3 separate regions of the Homo sapiens genome follow, and all the other regions are linked to region 2. Evidence: chromatin contacts called from ENCODE Hi-C or POLR2A ChIA-PET data. All regions are on one chromosome and are shown on one strand. Each heading gives the region's core, a stretch centred on a gene start or an enhancer-like site at or near the end of the contact. The rest is flanking DNA. Distances are from core to core; before and after follow the strand shown. Region 1 has its middle 11 kb from the start of PLAU. Region 2 holds the start of EIF4EBP2 (eukaryotic translation initiation factor 4E binding protein 2). Region 3 holds the start of KAT6B (lysine acetyltransferase 6B).

Region 1 (3,658 bases), core at 258-2,757, 3.5 Mb after region 2:
AATGCACAAGAGTTCCAATTTCTCCATATTCCCACCAGTGCCCTTTTTTTTTTTTTTTTTTTTGAGACGGGGTCTTACTCTGTCACCCAAGCCAGAGTGCAGTGGCATGATCATAGTTCACCGCAGCTTCAAACTCCTAGGCTCAAGTGATCCTCCCACCTTGGCCTCCTCAAGTACTGGGATTGAGGCCAGGCACGGTGGCGCACACCTGTAATCCCAGCACTTTGGGAGACCAAGGTGGGCGGATCACTTGAGGTCAGGAGCTCAAGACCAGCCTGGCCAACATGGTGAAACCCCGTCTCTATTAAAAATCCAAAAATTAGCTGGGTGTGGTGGTGTGCATCTGTAATCCCAGCTACTTGGGAGGCTGAGGCATGAGAATCAATTGAACCTGGGAGGTGGAGGTTCCGATTAGCTGAGATTTTGTCACTGCACTCCAGCCTCGGTGACACAGCGAGACTCCATCTCAAAAAGAAAATAAAGTACTGGGATTACAGGTGTGAGCCACTAAGCCCGACCACCAACACTTTTTCTTTTCTTTTTACTTTTGATAATAGCCATCCTAATGGGTGAGAGGTCATAGGTGAGATCGTTTTTGAACACAATACTCCAGATGCCTGAGTGTTTCAGGCTCCAGGGTCTGCTTCTCCCCCTGAGACCCCACCTCTCCCAGCTCTGAGAGCTGGTGTTTCCCTGTGGTGGCAAAATCACCCTTGCAGCTGAGCAGCCAACATGGTTCTTTCTCCTGCACCCTCTGGTTTCTTCCAAGCTCTGAAGAGCTGGCTATCTCTCTGCCTTCCACTTATGTAGGGTTGGACTGAGAAATAATACAGGCTCTAGGGAGAATACTGACTCTATTTCTGAGCCCACACTCTTCTGAACTTCTTTTTCCACATAGTCTTCCAGACCAGAGGCTACTGTGCTGACTCCATGGAGGCCAGCTATGGCTTTGACCTGCCACTGACCTCAGAACTAGAACAGCATCCAAAGTCTTGGGCAAAACTGTTTCTTGGTCCCATAAGGACCCAGGGGAACATCTTATATTGCTCTGGCTACAACCCCCATGCTATTTGAATCAGCCCCTTCCTTTGCTGAAGTTCATATCTGGGTTTAGGTCTCCAAGACAGACACTGGGTGTGGTGATTCACCCTGTCTAATCCTCATGACTCCTCAAGGGGAACTTGGAGACCTGGAATTTTGGTCAGGAGTCCCTGTTCATATTCCCAGAACCCAGGCTCTCTGGGGTAACATTTGTTTATGTTGTTTAATAGTTACATCCTCTCCATGGCCTTCTGATGTCAAGAGCAGGCCACGTCAAACCTGGCCCCCATGTTCATGTCAAAGCTGGCCCCTATGGGCTACAGACGTCCCAGGCTTTGCTTCAGCCCAGGCCTCACCCCCTTTGCTTACAAGTACCTGATGAAAATTTCTTTTTCTTTTAGCTGATTCTGTCTTCTGTGAAAGCAGGTGGAAAAGACGTTCTGCTGCATTCCACAGAAGGGAAAACAGGCATATGGAGGGAAGTGACTCAGCCAGGTTCATGGATGGAGTCAGCCACCAAGCCAGGAATGGAGCTCTATCCTCTGACTCTGAAACCACAGCCTTCACCACGGCAGTCACTCCTTTCCTCAAGAGGAAGCTTCAGCTCATGCTCGCAGATATGGCCTTTGGACTCAACAGGTGCTACTGGCATTGGGCAGTGGGGCTTTCTACCCCCGGTTCTTCCCACTCCAATCCAGGAGACTACTGGCCTTCAAATATGGATTTCATGGTACAGCACTTTAAAGGAACTTTCTAAGACTTCCTTTTTTTTTTTTTTTTTTTTTTTTTAGACACAGTTTTGCTGTTTCCCAGGCTGAAGTGCAGTGGCACCATCTCAGCTCACTGCAACCTCTGCCTCCCCGTTTCAAGTGATTCTCATGTCTCAGCCTCCCAAGTAGCTGGGAATACAGCCACCTGCCACCACGGCCGGCTAATTTTTTGTATTTTTAGTAGAGATGGGGTTTCACCATGTTGGTCAGGCTGGTCTCGAGCTCCTGACCTCAGGTGATCTGCCTGCCTTGGCCTCCCACAGTGCTGGGATTATAGGCGTGAGCCACCGTGCCAGGCCTCGAAGACTCTTTCTAAAGCAAAGCACATGACTTTCCAAGTTTGGAAAATCAAAAGCCCCTAAAGATAGGAAAGATGACAGCTGTACAAGTCCTCATGCCTTCCGTTGCACTCTCACTTCCTCTCTCGGAGTCCTCTCATTTCAATTCCCAATTCCATTACTGCACCAAGATTCTGGGGTTCATGCTCCCCACAGCCCAAGCACAGACAAATTTCAAATCACTGTCTTTTGCTTCCTATATTTCAACTGAGATTGATGGAGATTTTCAGTTTTACTAAACTTAAGCACACCCTTGCTCAAGAACCTGCAGTACCTTTCTGGAGTCTATGGAATCAAGTGCACACTTCTAGCTGCAGTAAGATCTTTTATAATCTGACCTCACTCTAGTTGAACTTAGCTCTCATGCAATGTAAACCTTCCCTAATCAAGCCAGACTTCTCACTGCTTGTGCATACATCTACACACACACACACACACACACAGAGAGAGACTTAAATACATACAGGTTTATTCTCCACAACACGTAAAAATGTTTATTCCTAGCTCCTGTCTCTTTCCAGGGGTCTTACCTGGAATTCTTGTTTCCTGCCCTCTGCCAATCCCAACCTCACCCATCTTTTAAGATTTGTTCATGGGTGAGCGCGGTGGCTCACACCTGTAATCCCAGCACTTTGGGAGGCTGAGGTGGGTGGATTACTTGAGGTCAGGAGTTTGAGACCAGCCTGGCCAACATGGTGAATCCCGTCTCTACTAAAAATACAAAAAGTGGCTGGATGTGGTGGTGTAAGCCTGTAATTCTAGCTACTCAGGAGGCTGAGGCAGGAGAAATGCTTGAACCTGGAGATGGAGGCTGAGGCAGGAGAAATGCTTGAACCTGGAGATGGAGGCTGCAGTGAGCTGAGATCATGCTACTGCACTCCAGCCTGGGTGACAGAGCAAGACTCTGTCTCAAAAAAAAAAAAAAAAAAAGATTTGTTCAGGAAGCCAGGCATGGTGGTTCATGCCTGTAATCCCAGCACTTTGAGAGGCCAAGGTGGGCAGATTGCTTGAGCTCAGGAGTTCAAGACCAGCTTGGGCAACATGGTGAAACCCCTTGTTCTCTACCAAAAATAGAAAAACTAGCCAGGTGTGGTGGCGGGTGCCTGTAGTCCCAGCTACTCAAGAGGCTAAGCAGGAGAATTGCTTGATCCTGGGAGGCAGAGGTTGCAATGAGCCAAGACAGCGCCATTGCACACCAACCTGGGTGACAGTGTGAGACCCTGTTCCCCTCCCCGCCCAAAAAAAAGATTAGTCCGGGAAATCTCTAACTTTAGTGTCTCCAGTCTCTGAACTTCTGCTGCGTTTGTGGCTGATAGGCTGCTTAATGATTAACAACTTTTACAAAAATCTTGGTAAAAATTACATAATATTTACCATCTTTATAATTTTTTATGTGTGCAGTTCAGTAGTGTTTAGTACATTTCGCTTGTTGTGCAACCAATCTCCAGAACCTTTTTTTTTCAAGACGGGGTCTCACTCTGCCTCCCAAAGTGCTGGGATTACAGGCAT
Region 2 (3,919 bases), core at 584-3,083:
TGCACACCACCATGTCTGGATAATTTTTTATTTATTTTTATTTTTGTAGAAATGTGAGAGGAGGGTCTCGCTTTTTTATCCAGGCTGGTCTTGAACTCCTGGCTTCATGCCATCCTCTTACCTGAGCTTCCCAAATTGCTGAGATTATAGGTGTGAGTTACTGTGCCCCTACTGGACTGATGCACTTTATCAACCACACACTGTAAGCTCTACACAAATGTAAACTAGTATCTTCCCCTTTCCTTCCACTAGAAGTGTCTCTGTTGGCATGTCCAAAGTCTCAGAGTCTTTCAAGGTTAAACTCAGCCCTCTGCAACTCTGGCAGCTTCCAGATGGCAGGACAGGCAGGGGACTTTTTTTTCTGGATTCTTGGGGCACTCACCACAAAATCAGTACCATGTAATGCCCTGGCCTGCCCTGGGCTGTTGTAAGTTCTTTTGTCTATGTTCTTGCCAAGCACCTGTTTGACCCTCTGAGCAGTGAAGCAATAGCTGTTTTCCCCTCAACCTCTCTTACCCTTATTTCTCTCATTTGCAAAATGGGAATGATGGTAGCTATGTTGGCCTTACCCATGAGTGTCTTCCCAGTCCCACCTTGGGCATGTTGTGGGCAGAAGTAGTGCTGCCCTAGTGCAGCGGTTCTCAAAGTGTGATCTGGAGAGCCCCTCGGGGATCTGAGACAACCTTCTTTTCTAACTACATACCTGTGTGAGGCTGGGTTTTCTTCATATAGTTGAATCAACACATTACAACAGCTTGAACACAGAAACAGATATGAGAATACAGCTGTTTTCTATTAAGCCAGATATTAAAGCGTTTGCAAAAATATAAAATAATGCCACTGTTCTCACTATTTGTTTTAGATAATTAAAAAATATAATGTCAACATGTAATAGGTTATTATTTTATGAATTAATAAACATTTAAAACATTCTCAGTTTTAATTTGTTTTTTGTTGTTGTTGTTGTTGTTGTTTTTTAGAGACAGGGCCTCACTCTGTTGCCCAGGCCGGAATGCAGTGGCTATTCACAGGTACAATCCCACTAGTGATCAGCAGCGGCTCAGTTTTAATTTCTAATACAATAATTATCAATACATATAATCCACACAAACAAAAGCTCTTGGAAATCCTCAATAATTTTCAAGAATGTAGAGGTACTGAGACCCAAAGTTTGAGAACCCCTCGAGGAAAGAATAGAGTTCCAGATCTAGATTTTTCAGGTACCTCATGGTCTAAGCCCTCTCCTGTGCCTCATTTTAACTCTAATACAATAATACTCATTCTTGTTGCCATGAGTGGCTCTTGGTTTCTTCCTTTTCCTAATGTTTAGATCTTGCTTTATGTGTGTATATAGTGATGGTCTTTGGAAGGATACACAATTAACTGGTACAGCGGTTGAGGGGAGTTCGGAAACTGGGAGAAAGTGGCACCATAAACCTTTCTGCTCTGTTTGATTTTTAAAATACAGTACATCGTGCATGTAGTGCCTGAATTAATAATGAACAATTAAAAGTAAAATTACATTTTTAATGCATAGGAATGCATGAGAAACTCAAGTCTGCTCAAGTAAAGTGGTGTTAACCGACAATGACAAACAATAAGAAGAAAGTTTTCCTTGTCCGCCTTCACCAGGCTCACAAACACTTAGCTCGCGCTCCCTCTGGCTCTTCTCCCGCTCGCTGGGGTTAAGCCACTCTCTTCCTCAGCCCTGCCCCTCGTCCCCGCCCCCTTCAACAACTTCAGCCACGCCCCTCACTGCCTCGCCCCGCCCCGCGGCGACGTCACCTCCGGCCGACCAGCTTCCCCAACTCCCTCTGGCTCCCGCCTTCGCCCGCTTCCGGTCGTCGTCGTCGCCGCTGCTGCCGCTGCTGTTGCTCCTGAGGCTGCTGGCTGAGGCCGGAGGATCGAGCGGCGGCGGCGGCGGCGGCTGAGAGGGCGGCGGCGGGAGCGGAGCGGGACGAGGGAACGGGAGGAAGCGAGCGAGGAGCGCGCAGAGCGCGCTTTTCCGTCCGCCTGAGGAGCCGAAGCAGCCCCGGCCCCGCCGCCGCCGCCTGCCCGCCGGACAAAGCCGAGAGCCCGCGCCCACAGCCATGTCCTCGTCAGCCGGCAGCGGCCACCAGCCCAGCCAGAGCCGCGCCATCCCCACCCGCACCGTGGCCATCAGCGACGCCGCGCAGCTACCTCATGACTATTGCACCACGCCCGGGGGGACGCTCTTCTCCACCACACCGGGAGGTGAGCGCCGGCCAGCCGTCCGCCGCGCCCGGTGTCCCGCCGCGGTCCTCTAACTCCTCGGCGCCTCGGTGCCCGGCCGCTTCGCCCCCGCCCCCAGCTCCACCGAAGCCCCGGGGACGCTGCCCTTGGGCCCGCCCGAGCGTTCGGGACCCTTTACTTCGTGTTCGCTCTTGCCCGCAGCTCGAGTCGGCGCGCGCCCCACTCGGGAATGTGGCTGTCCTGTCGCGAAAAAGAGCTCTTGTTTCCGCTTCGTGGCAGGCTTACGCATTCGACCCAGTTCTCTCTCTCCTCTCTGCCTCCTTCCCGGGCGGATTTGGCTCCACTTGGCCTTGCATTACAGTCTGCATTGCCTGTCGTAGATTGTGCAAATTAATGCTTGATTTTGGAGCTGGCTCCGGGGCTTTTTAAAAAAGAACTTTGGGAGAGGAATTCGGCCCTGGCATCCTGCGATGGCTTGTTTTTGCTGCTTTTAGAACACCGGGAGGAGGCTGGAATGCGGAGTCTGGAAGCCTCGCCCAGCGTTATCCCGCTTTGACAGCATTGTTTACTTTGCTGGACGAGGCCCCACGGGTGAGGGGAGTCCCCAGGCCGGGAGGAGAGCGTGATAAAATAAAGCTCAAGTAATAGCCAAGGGAAAGTAGGTGGGGGTGGTAGGGTGCTGACAGCCTTAAGGTAGGGTGTCTTTCGGCAGCGACGCCTTTGGAAATGGATTGAAGGACCTTTGTCAAGGACACCCCAGTTGGGTGGGGTGGTTGCTTGATCCTGTGGAAGGGGCTAGAGAGAGGCAATCCAGAGAGAGGGTGGTTCCCTGGCATTGCTTTTCAAAGCATGACCAGGAACTGTTTACAAATAAGTAATACTGGGGTAGAGGTGAAGCTTGGTCACGGGAAGAGAGCTCAAAGGTTGTCTGTGCCCTAACTGGGCTGTCCTCCAGAGGGAGGAGCCTGGAAAGCGATTTTGAGGAGCCTTATTGAAGGGAACGGGGCCTCCTTTTTAACTTCAGAACTTTGTCTTCTTTTGGTGCTGGGGTGGCCTCTTGCTAGAGGGTGGGGACTTCGCAGCTCCTGCGGTCTAGAGGATTGCTAGCCTTGTTCCTGTGGGCAGGGCTCAGGAGCTGTACTACAACCAATCCGATGCAGTTAGGCCTGGACCATCCTTAAATCAGTTGCACAATAGCAAGGCCTGTGGAGTAAGGAGACCTTCTTGCCAACACCAAGGGATAAAATCTAGGAGGGAGCTTTACAGAGAAATTCAGCCAGGCCGCTCTGGGGGCTGGGCGGGCTGCCTTGAAAGGCTTTTTAAATGACCCAGGCAGAAGTTCAGTAATATATATGGAGAGCTGGGTTTAAGGAAATGTTAACTTTGCAGAATAGTGGAGTTCTTAGGTGGCTTAACTCATGGAAGAAATCTCCCCCCGATATGATCAGTTCAAGACCAACTCGTGTTTGAGCATGGTACAGGGTCTCACTCTGTCGCCCAGGCTGGAGTACAGTGGCACGACCTCGGCTCACTGCACTCTCTACTTCCTGGGCTCAAGCGATCCTCCCACCTCAGCCTCCTGAGTAGCTGGACCACAGGCACGTGCCACCACGCCTGGCTAATTTTTTTGTATTTTGGTAGAGTCTGGGTTTCTCCATGTTGCCCAGGCTCGTCCTGGGCTCAAGTTATTCGCCCCGTCAGCCTC
Region 3 (3,848 bases), core at 782-3,281, 4.4 Mb after region 2:
GCTCAAACTCTCTAGGAGCCATTTCTCAGCCCACCTTTCCTATTTTCTGAAGTCTCCCTTGCCAGCATCCCATTCACCTCCGGAAAGAACCAGGGGCGCTCTCTTCAGAGTCCAGAGAGCTCTGGGAGGCATGTGGGCAGCGTCAGAGTGGCCTCGCCTGGGCGGCCAGAGGAGCCCCCAGTCTCCCTCAAGTGGGCCTCAGGAACTCGGGGGGCCCAGGGGAAGCCTGGAAAACCGAACTTCGCCATCAGCCTTCCTTACAGCGCTGGCTAAAAGAGAGGGGGGGAAGGGCCCCCCAGCGGTCTTCCCCGCCCCCCTCCCGCCTCAGCCCCTCTGCCATCCGCCTGCACCGCCCAAGAAAGCACCCAGAACGCGGCTGAGCTCGCCAGCTCCTCGCAGGCAGGGAGAGAGCATCCTGGGGGGCAGCTTCCCCCTCCAGCCCGCGTCTGACATCCCCACTCCCACACAAGGATGCCGCCGCCGTGCCCTGTCCGCAGTCGCTGAATGTCACTGCTCCCTCTTCCTCCCGATCAGGGTAGACACAGCTCCCGAGGCGTCCCCCACCCCAAAACTGCCGCGATCGCCCGAAGGCGCAAAGCCTGGGCGAAGGACGAAGTTTGGGGCCCACAGCGACGGGAGTGGGGACGCGTTGGCGAGGACCGCACCTCAGTCCCAGCCCTGGCGGGCACACTCCCCGCCCCAAACGGCCCAGGCGTCCCCATCCTCCCGCGGACACCAGCGTCTCCGCCCTCCCCCGAGGGCGGCGAGAGGAGCCCCCCGGGGCGGAGGCAGGTACCCCCGGGGCGGAGACTGGGGCGGGCGGGGTCCGGGCTGCGCCCCCGGCCAGGCCGGGCGGGCTGGCGGGCGGCGCGGGGGGAGCGGGGCTGGGCGGCGCTGCCTCGGGCTCTGTGCGCTGCAGCCCGGAGCCGAGGAGGAGGAGGCGGAGGAGGAGAAGGAGGCGGCGGCGGTGGGTCCCGGGCGGGGGGAGCGCGGCGCTGCGGACCCGGGCGGCTGGCAAAGGACGAGGCGGAGGCTGAGGAAGGCAGCGGGGAGACCCAGGCTGCAGCAACAAAGGGCAGCGAGCGATTGGCCGGGCTGCAGGCGAGGTTAGCCGGGGACCCGGGTGGCCGGAGGCAGCGGCGAGCGGTGCACGTGCTTGCAGACACGGGCGAGTGTGGAGCCGGGGGGTGCACGCCCGGTGGGTAGGGGCTTGCTCCCCCGAGGCATGGGATGGCGAGGAGGCTGCAGCGACATCGTTCTGCCTGCACCCGGCCTGGGGCTGGCAGGGTAGGGGTGTGTTGGGGGGGGAAGGATGCGAGCCAGGGGGCGGGCGAGTAGTCGCCCGGGACGGGACGGGACGGGAGAGAGGGTGGAGGAGGGGGCGGGATGGAACGCTCCGGGCGGCGCGCCCGTCCGCACACTCCACCGAAGGAGCTGGCGACTGAGAACCTCGAATTTTAACTTCGCGTGCCCGCCCGCGCGCGCCCGCCCGCGCCCACCCCTAAATCCTGCGGCCGCCGCCAGCGATCAGCTCTCACACAAACTTTAGCTGCGGGCTAGGGGGTTTGGGGTTGAGTGGGGGAGGGGAGAGGGAAAAGGCCTCCTGATTGGCGTCGTCTGCAGCCAATAAGGCTACGCTCCTCTGCTGCGAGTAGACCCAATCCTTTCCTAGAGGTGGAGGGGGCGGGTAGGTGGAAGTAGAGGTGGCGCGGTATCTAGGAGAGAGAAAAAGGGCTGGACCAATAGGTGCCCGGAAGAGGCGGACCCAGCGGTCTGTTGATTGGTATTGGCAGTGGACCCTCCCCCGGGGTGGTGCCGGAGGGGGGGATGATGGGTCGAGGGGTGTGTTTATGTGGAAGCGAGATGACCGGCAGGAACCTGCCCCAATGGGCTGCAGAGTGGTTAGTGAGTGGGTGACAGACAGACCCGTAGGCCAACGGGTGGCCTTAAGTGTCTTTGGTCTCCTCCAATGGAGCAGCGGCGGGGCGGGACCGCGACTCGGGTTTAATGAGACTCCATTGGGCTGTAATCAGTGTCATGTCGGATTCATGTCAACGACAACAACAGGGGGACACAAAATGGCGGCGGCTTAGCTCCTACCCCTGGCGGCGGCGGCAGCGGTGGCGGAGGCGACGGCACCTCCTCCAGGCGGCAGCCGCAGTTTCTCAGGCAGCGGCAGCGCCCCCGGCAGGCGCGGTGGCGGTGGCGCGCAGCCAGGTCTGTCACCCACCCCGCGCGTTCCCAGGGGGAGGAGACTGGGCGGGAGGGGGGAACAGACGGGGGGGGATTCAGGGGCTTGCGACGCCCCTCCCACAGGCCTCTGCGCGAGGGTCACCGCGGGGCCGCTCGGGGTCAGGCTGCCCCTGAGCGTGACGGTAGGGGGCGGGGGAAAGGGGAGGAGGGACAGGCCCCGCCCCTCGGCAGGGCTCTAGGGCAAGGGGGCGGGGCTCGAGGGCGGAGGGGGGCGGGGCGGGATCGGGTGGGGGCGGGGTTCGGGGAGTCGGAAGGCGGGGGCTGAGAGGGAATTTCTGAGTGGGAGTGAACTGGTAGGAGCGGTGGGGGGCCGGCGAGGGTGTGAGGAAGACTAGTGAGGGTTGGGTGGGAGGAGAAGCTGAAGGTGTAGAAGCAGGTGCAGAGGGAGAGTTAGGGAGGGATGCAATTTGAGAGAAGTGGAAGGCGGACCGAGGGGTGTGTGAGGGCAGGTGAGATGATACCGAAGGCGAGATTGCAGTTGTCTGGGCGCAGAGTAGGTGGGTTTGGGTGTGGTGGATGTGGAGTAGAGTTGAAGCGGTGCAGAGTGTTGGGTTTGGGGAGGCGTTGAGGGGTTTGGGGAGGCATTGAGGCGCATGTGAGGAGCAGGTACGATTGCAGTGATGGGAAAGAGGTATCTGGGTGGATCGCATGTTGGAATAAGAAGGAGGTTTGCTAGCTTTGGGGTATGAAGTATTTTTTAAAAACGTGGAAGGATGGGATGGTTGTGCTTGGGAGAGTTTCTGAAAGATGATGCTAAGACAGCAGAGCAAACTTAAATATGAAGGAAGGGGAGAGAGGCTGCTTAGAACTTGCAAAATCTGTGGCAGAAAATCTCCTGGGGACAAGGGATTGGTAGGGGTGGGACAAGGCGGCAGGTGTGAAGAAAGTGGGTGGAGCTGTACAGTAATTTTCGGTGAATGTGATTTGGTGGACTGTGCCAGGGGTGAGGATGGGGCAGAGAAAGGTGTTAGTTTGGGAGACAAGTTGTTTGATAGGCTGTATTTATTATTTTTTATAAAAATGAGAAAAGGGTCTCACTATGTTGCCCAGGCTGGTCTCGAACTCCTGGCCTCAAGTGATCTGCCCACCTCTGCCTGACTGATGGGATTACAGACGTGAGCTATGGCGACCCGTGATACGCTGGATTCATTATGTTAAACTTGATCTGGAGTCTTCAAGGGAGTGTCCGGCAGCAGGGTATCCCAGGAAGAGACATGCACCATACCTTGGGATAGGACATTTTGCATAGCTTTGAATTTGCTAGTACTTTGCTGTGGGCAGAGTGCAGGGAGTGGTAGGAGATGACCAGGCAAAGGCAGAGGAGGGGTTAGATTACAAATGGTGTCCTATGCCCCATGAAGGAGTTTAAGCCCTGTAATTGGTAGAAGGTGTTGGGACGTGTTAAAGAGAGTGTTAGACAGAAGTTGTGAAGGGGTAGTGATAAAGAATTACAGATGTGGGAAATAGGAAATGAAGACCAACGAACCAAGTATGTTTGGGGTTGGAGGTACCAAGGAAATTCAGGGTAGAGCATATGAGGGCCCCTCCTATATGGACAGAAGGTGGAAATAGCAAATGGAAATTAGTTGTGTTCG

The links. A loop is a pair of places that touch in the nucleus more often than their neighbours do. ChIA-PET counts read pairs that join two places held with the same protein, here RNA polymerase II (POLR2A). Pooled maps may share reads with other maps.
Region 1: POLR2A ChIA-PET joins it to region 2 with 11 read pairs in RWPE1. The contact joins the enhancer-like site here to the promoter of EIF4EBP2 in region 2. POLR2A ChIA-PET finds 5 or more read pairs at or near these places in 2 of 52 experiments (PC-9 and RWPE1).
Region 3: a map of CD4-positive, alpha-beta memory T cell shows a loop between it and region 2 (12-fold over the local background). The contact joins the promoter of KAT6B here to the promoter of EIF4EBP2 in region 2. A Hi-C loop is called at or near these places in 1 of 168 maps with a recorded cell type or tissue (CD4-positive, alpha-beta memory T cell) and 4 of 50 pooled maps. POLR2A ChIA-PET finds 5 or more read pairs at or near these places in 1 of 52 experiments (naive thymus-derived CD4-positive, alpha-beta T cell).

What each region holds. Positions count from the first base shown.
Region 1 is chr10:73,898,009-73,901,666 of GRCh38, forward strand. No RefSeq gene overlaps it. Among named protein-coding and RNA genes, the nearest start is that of PLAU, 11 kb to the right of the region's middle. Within about 2 kb of position 1,508, at least 8 of the 41 ENCODE cell types and tissues checked have a DNase peak (open chromatin) inside an H3K27ac peak, as active enhancers do; they include PC-9, where a contact is called at or near this core.
Region 2 is chr10:70,402,312-70,406,230 of GRCh38, forward strand. EIF4EBP2 (eukaryotic translation initiation factor 4E binding protein 2) reads left to right here and starts at 1,834. Exons shown (of 3, transcript NM_004096.5): 1 at 1,834-2,235. The coding sequence starts at 2,091. RefSeq lists silencers at 1,706-1,895, 1,926-2,135.
Region 3 is chr10:74,824,569-74,828,416 of GRCh38, forward strand. It overlaps KAT6B (lysine acetyltransferase 6B), which reads left to right and starts at 2,032. Exons shown (of 18, transcript NM_012330.4): 1 at 2,032-2,217. RefSeq lists silencers at 158-207, 718-887, 998-1,097, 1,208-1,407, 2,098-2,497 and enhancers at 339-1,110, 1,111-1,882.